Regions from separate parts of the Homo sapiens genome. Here region 1 is linked to region 2. A link is a contact called in ENCODE Hi-C data. All regions are on one chromosome and are shown on one strand. The core of a region is the stretch at or near the end of the contact, and the rest is flanking DNA. Distances in the headings are between cores, read along the strand shown. Region 1 holds the start of GRP (gastrin releasing peptide). Region 2 overlaps LOC105372146 (a long non-coding RNA gene).

Region 1 (2,886 bases), core at 57-2,556, 450 kb before region 2:
AGTTGGACGCTCTGCGTTTGCTGGAAGCTATGCTCGGCGACGCCGAGAGCCCTGGGGTGATGCTGGGTGAGCCGAGGCTGCCAGGCGCTTCCTGCCTCCCAGCTGAGCGAAAGCAGCGAGTGCGCGCAGGGCGGAATCCTGACCCCACCCGCAGGCGCCCTCCGCACCCGCAGCGCGGCCGTCCTCTCCGCCTGGGTTCTAGGGGCCATGGCGAGGGAGCCTCCAAGCCGGTGCCTAGAGAGCAGGACCTGTTGCAGAGGGAATGGGAAAGGAGCGAGGGGAAAGGGCGAAGTCGTGGGTCAAGAAGGGCGGAGAAAGAGCGGAGCTCAGAGGGGCAGAGAGATCGGGATGAGCTTGGAGAGCAGGCGAGATTCCCCAAGCTCAGAGCCTGCTGGCTGGAAAGAGGGAGGGCAAAAGGGCAGGGAAAAGAATATCGCTGCAAAGCGAAGAGAAGGACTGAGGAAACTCCAGAGAGTCACAGACAGGCGGGATTCAGGGCACTGCGCACTGAACAGATGTGAAACCCGGGGCGGGAGCGCTGCACCCTAGGTCCCCACACCTGTGGCTTTGCGGGGAGCATAGGCGCAGCTTAGATTTCAGCCCATGCCAGTCGCTGTTGAGGCCACCGAGCTGGACCAGGGTTCTGAGATGCTTTCAAGGGACAACGCTCCCCAAGATTATTCTAGGAGAGTACCGTGCCAGACAGGTTGAGACTAGGCGGACAAAAGGAGATGTAGGATGGGCGCAGAGGGAAGGTGATCTGCACCGGGGTTGGCTGTTGGGAGCTCGGGTGCCCTGGGGAAGACAGGCTGGAAGCGAGCGGGAAAGGATCAGCGGACCAGCCTGCGGCTGACTAGGGACTCATGGGCTCCCTAGAATGGGGAAAGGTGGGGTGGAGTTTTAGGAGAACGGGGAAGGTGTTTGCCGATAGAAAGGTCACAACAAACCCAGCTCCCAAAGCTGGGCCAGGGAAACGCAAAGAAATGGGGAGACAGGTCCCCTCCGGCTGGCTGATCCAGAGGAGGACAAGCGCGCGGCTCCCGCGGCCAGGACACTCACCCACCGCCCAGTGGTTGCCGCGCGGGTACATCTTGGTCAGCACGGTCCCTCCGCCCGCAGGCAGCGGGACCGCTCGCCCCCGGGGCGCCAGGCAGAGGACCAGCGCCAGCAGGACCAGCGGGAGCTCACGGCCGCGCATGGTCCCGACGGGAAGCCCTTGGAGCGCGCCGGAGAGGCTGGGAAGAGCAGAGACTGGTGACCCGGACCTCGGAGGAGCTCCGCCGCCGCAGCCGCTGGTGCTACTGCTGCGGCCTCCACTAGGGCCCCTACTTTATATGGAAGCCCGGGCGGGGGGGCTGGGGGGCTCTTCTATCGCGGACCAGAGCGCTCTGACGTCTCCCTATAGCTAACCGGGGCGCTGGGACGCCCGGTCCGGAAAACCATCCATCTCCCCGCCGAGTGATGAAAAGGCTGAGTGTACATTGCCCCCTCTTTTTTCCTCGTAGCCCCGTCCGCCTTCCCCACATCGGATTAATTCCTCCGGTCCTCGACGCCTTCCATCCAACACAATTTAGTGAACTCCTCCCTCTCCAGGCTCGCCGGCGCCTCCAGCCTTAGCTGCCTTGAGAGTCCTGGAGAGGGCGACCCCGCTGCCTGATCTGGGCCGGGAGGGGTGGGGGGTGTAGCTGGAGACGGGTGAGCTCTAAAGATGGATGGGCTTTGCTGGAGGGATTTGGAACCACCATTTGAAGGCCTTCTGATTCTCCAGACCTTTCTCTTCGTAGGCCACATCTTTGCTGTCCCAGCCCATAGATTTTGGAACCTTGCCTCCTTGCAGATCTCTCTCTCTTTTTCTGGACCTTGCCTCTTTCTTGCAGATCTCCTCCCCTCCTCTCCCCTCCTCTCCCCTCCTCTCCCCTCCCTTCCCCTCCTCTCCCCTCCTCTCCCCTCCCTTCCCCTCCTCTCCACTCCCATACCCTCCCCTCCCCTCCACTCCCCTTCTCTCTTCTCCTCCCCTTCCCATCCCTCTCTCTCTCCCCTCCTCCCCAATCTCTCTCTCTCTCTGTCTCTCTCTCCCCCTCTGCTGCCCTCCACCTTAAGGTTAAGGGCAGTATCCTTAACCCACCTGGTATTCCCAGGCAGCTCTGCCCACTTGTATGGCAAGACAGAAGATAGCTGGCCCTTTTCACAAGCATGCAACTTCCATGGAATAGAGAAAGAAACTGCTTTATGCCAGTTTCCCTAGGCTGCCTCTACCTGAAAGCTCAAACTGTCCCTAAACTGCCACATACACACCCCTCTAGAGTTGCTCAACGTTCCTCTGCTCCTTCTGTTCTCAGATCTAAAGAATGGTCACCAGCCCAATCCCCGAGGTTCTAAATACCATGGATACAAAGGGGATCAGCACCATAGCAATGCAACAATAAATAGAAGCTGGTAGGATGCTGTTGCCCACGTTTTGGCTGCCAGAGTTGGCCGTGTGGTTGGAATAGGTGAGGTCTATTCCTCCTCAAATGCTTGTTAATTGCCTCCCTGTTGGGTCTTTAGTGTTCCATGTCAACATGGTGTTGATATTGATATATTGATATTGATAAAGTTGAAAACATACACTTGTGTCTGAGTATCTGCTGATTCAATACATTCTTCTTCTTCTTTTTTTTTTTTTTTTTTTTTTGAGACAGAGTCTTGCTCTGTCACCCAGACTGGAGTGCAATGGCGTAATCTGGGCTCACTGCAACCTCTGCCTTCCCGGCTCAAGTGATTCTCCTGTCTCCGCCTGTGGAGTAGCTGACATCACAGGCATGCACCACCACGTCTGGCTAATTTTGTATTTTTAGTAGAGATGAGTTTTCACCATGTTGGCCAGGCTGGTCTTGAACTTCTGAC
Region 2 (2,911 bases), core at 184-2,683:
CTATACAGCTCCCAGCACAGCATCAGGCAAGGGTGCCATCATAAGCCATGTTATTGGAGCCAGTCTGCCTGGGTCCAAATCCAGGCCCCACCATTTACTTCCCCTGTGACCTTGAGCAAGCCAGCTAGCCCTCAGGGCTTTGATTTTCTCCTCTGTAAAACAGGGATAATAGCAGCATTTCCACTGCAAAGACCTGAATGAGTAAAATGGTTAGCACTGTGCCAGGCTCATAGCGCTCTGTAAGTATTAGCTGTTATAATTATTAGGGGTTCAAGTTCTGTCTTGCTCAGCTTTCCAGCTCATTGAAGGCTAAAGACCCAGTGCATTAATTGCTCAAAAATTTGTCGTAATTGCTTGGAACTTTTCATTTACATCCTGCAAAGATTATTTCTGCCATAACATTGCAAAGTTTTCAAATAGCCTTGTTCCCGTTTCTGAATATGGGCAGGGATCCCTTTGGGGTGCTCACTGACCACTCCCAGATGAGCCATGGGTTCTGTCTGGGCTGTGTATGGGGAGGGCGTGGAGGGTGGCATGACGGATGTACAGAGTGGAAGCCCTCAGGACAGAGGTGCCCTGGAAAGTTCGTAAGGCACAGCGGCTGCAAAACCTCTCACGCCCACCTTAGAATTCCCAATGTACTTTCCTCAGTCTCCAGGTCTGTCTTTTCCTTATAGTGTTTCTCAGTGTCTCATTCTGTACGTGAGAAATCCCAGTAAAAATCGAGAGTGGGAACAATGCAAAATAGAACTGTATACTTAAAAATGGTTAACATGGCAAATGTTATGTTTTACAAGAATTAAAAATAATAGTTAAAAAAGCCGCAATTATAAAAACAAAAAACTAGAGTAGGAGGGACCTAGGGACCTCTATTCATGATTTGACATCCAGTTTGGAGAGGCCAGAGTCAGGGAAGCTCCCTGCCAGGATTTCAGTCCTTTTTGTTTTTCCCTGCTGGGTGGGTAGTTTTCAAAACTCCGCTAGAATCTAAACGCTTTTGCTTCCGTGCCCTGCCCCCTGCCCCAGGGGCCCCAGATGGGTATCTGGTTGACTGTTCTCAAGGCAGGGGCCTCCCTCCCAGGAGATTCGGTGGAGCTTTTTGATATTTCTCTGCCCTTTGGCAGCATCACAGGCATGGGCATGGGAGAGGAGGGAGCCGGCCACTTGTCCTGGCCTGTTGATGCATGCCCGAGTCTGGCTGTCATCCCAGCCGCGCTGGCTGCTGTCCCTCGGTCTTCCTGAGGGCCCCCAGGCCTTCTAGGTATTGTATTGAGCCACGAGCTGGACGGGGAGGACCTGGATGTGCGTGGGAGCTCGCGGGTGGGTGAGAGCGCACCACTGCTCCGTGCGCTGCGCAGCTGCAGGGCCCCGGGCAGGTGCAGACGGCGCTCAGACCGGGACGAACGCAAGCCTGTGCTGCCCTCTGCTGGGTACCCAGCTCCCGGCCGGCCCCGAGCTCAGAAGGCGAAGGGAGACCCAAGGCCAGGCTGGGGCCCACGAAGCCGGGCTCCTCTAAGGGGTGCACCCAGCTCCCAAGGCCCCCGGGCGGACTTCGAGCAGTCCCCGCGCGGGGGCCCCAGGGTTTCTCGCTGGGCCCATCATGCCCTCTGGGCTAGGTGGCCAGGACTGTGCTCTCTTGCCTAGGGACCGGGTGAGCTCGAACTGTCCCCATGGGGCGGCTGCGGCTCCTGCAGGCTGTGCCGTCCTGGGCTCCTTTTCCGACATTGCCACCTGCCCCATTTCCTTTCCAAAGCAGAGGTGTAGGCGCCTGCCCACTATCAGTCCCTCTTTGTTGCAAGAGGCTCTGAAGGGCCCTCCCGCCTCCAGACCATTCATTCCCGTCTGACTCTGCAGCCAGACAGATCTTTCCAGAACATTAATCTGATTCTGTCATGCCCTGGCCTGACCTCCTTCAAAGTCTGCCAATTGCCAAGAGGGTCATTACAAAACTCAGCATGAAATACAAAGGACTTCAGATCTGGTTCCTGCTTCTCTTCCACCTTTTAACCCCCAGCATTATGGTCTCTTATGTCTGTCATCTTCCTGTCGAGACCAGAGGCCTTGCGCTCTGGAGCCACACAGCCGGAGTCCTTTCCCAGCTCTACTATTTGCTAGCTGTCTGACCTTGGCCGAGTTTCCTCTCTCTCTCTCTCTCTCTTTTTTTTTTTTTTTAAGATGGAGTCTTGCTCTGTCGCCCAGGCTGGAGTACAGTGGTGCGATCTCTGCTGGTTGTAACCTCCGCCTCCCAGGTTCAAGCAGTTCTCCTGCCTCAGCCTCCCAAGTAGCTGGGATTACAGCTGCACACTACCACGCCTGGCTAATTTTTTTGTATTTTTAGTAGAGATGGGGTTTCACCATGTTGGCCAGACTGGTCTTGAACTCTTGACCTCAGATGATCTGCCTGTCTTGGCCTCTCACAGTGCTGGGATTACAGGCGTGAGCCACCTCGCCAAGCCCCAGAGTTTCCTCTCTTGCCTCAATTTTTCATCTATAAACTGGGGATGATAACAGTAATATGCTTCATAGGGTTGTTGTTAATATTATTTGTATATAGAATATATAAATATATGCAAAGCACTTAGAATAGTATCTGGCACATAGTAGGCACTTTATAAGTGTTAGTCAAGATTATTCACTGAAAATGTGGGGTATCTCAGTATGTTGCCCAGGCTGGAGTGCAGTGGCTGTTCACAGGAGTGGTCATGGCTCACTGCAGCCTCGAACTCCTGGCCTCAAGGGATCCTCCTGCCTCAGCCTCCCTAGTAGCTGGGACTACAGGCACGTGCCACTGTACTCACTGCAACGTCTTCCCTTTGACTTCAACTTCTCCTGTTCATCTGATGACTTGAATAGCCATTTGAGCAACCTATCCAGCAACCTCAGATCAGTTCCTCGATCTGAATCCCAGTGA

Evidence for each region. A loop is a pair of places that touch in the nucleus more often than their neighbours do. Pooled maps may share reads with other maps.
Region 1: a loop to region 2 is called in a pooled map, with 8 times the contacts of the local background. The contact joins the promoter of GRP here to the enhancer-like site in region 2. A Hi-C loop is called at or near these places in 2 of 37 single-sample maps with no recorded cell type and 2 of 50 pooled maps.

The regions. Positions count from the first base shown.
Region 1 is chr18:59,218,578-59,221,463 of GRCh38, reverse strand. GRP (gastrin releasing peptide) reads right to left here and starts at 1,306. Exons shown (of 3, transcript NM_002091.5): 1 at 1,060-1,306. The coding sequence starts at 1,198. RefSeq lists an enhancer at 1,472-2,086.
Region 2 is chr18:58,767,118-58,770,028 of GRCh38, reverse strand. All of the region lies in intron 1 of LOC105372146 (a long non-coding RNA gene), which reads left to right. Among named protein-coding and RNA genes, the nearest start is that of LINC01926, 45 kb to the left of the region's middle. RefSeq lists an enhancer at 1,108-1,257 and a silencer at 1,338-1,487. Within about 2 kb of position 1,433, at least 6 of the 41 ENCODE cell types and tissues checked have a DNase peak (open chromatin) inside an H3K27ac peak, as active enhancers do.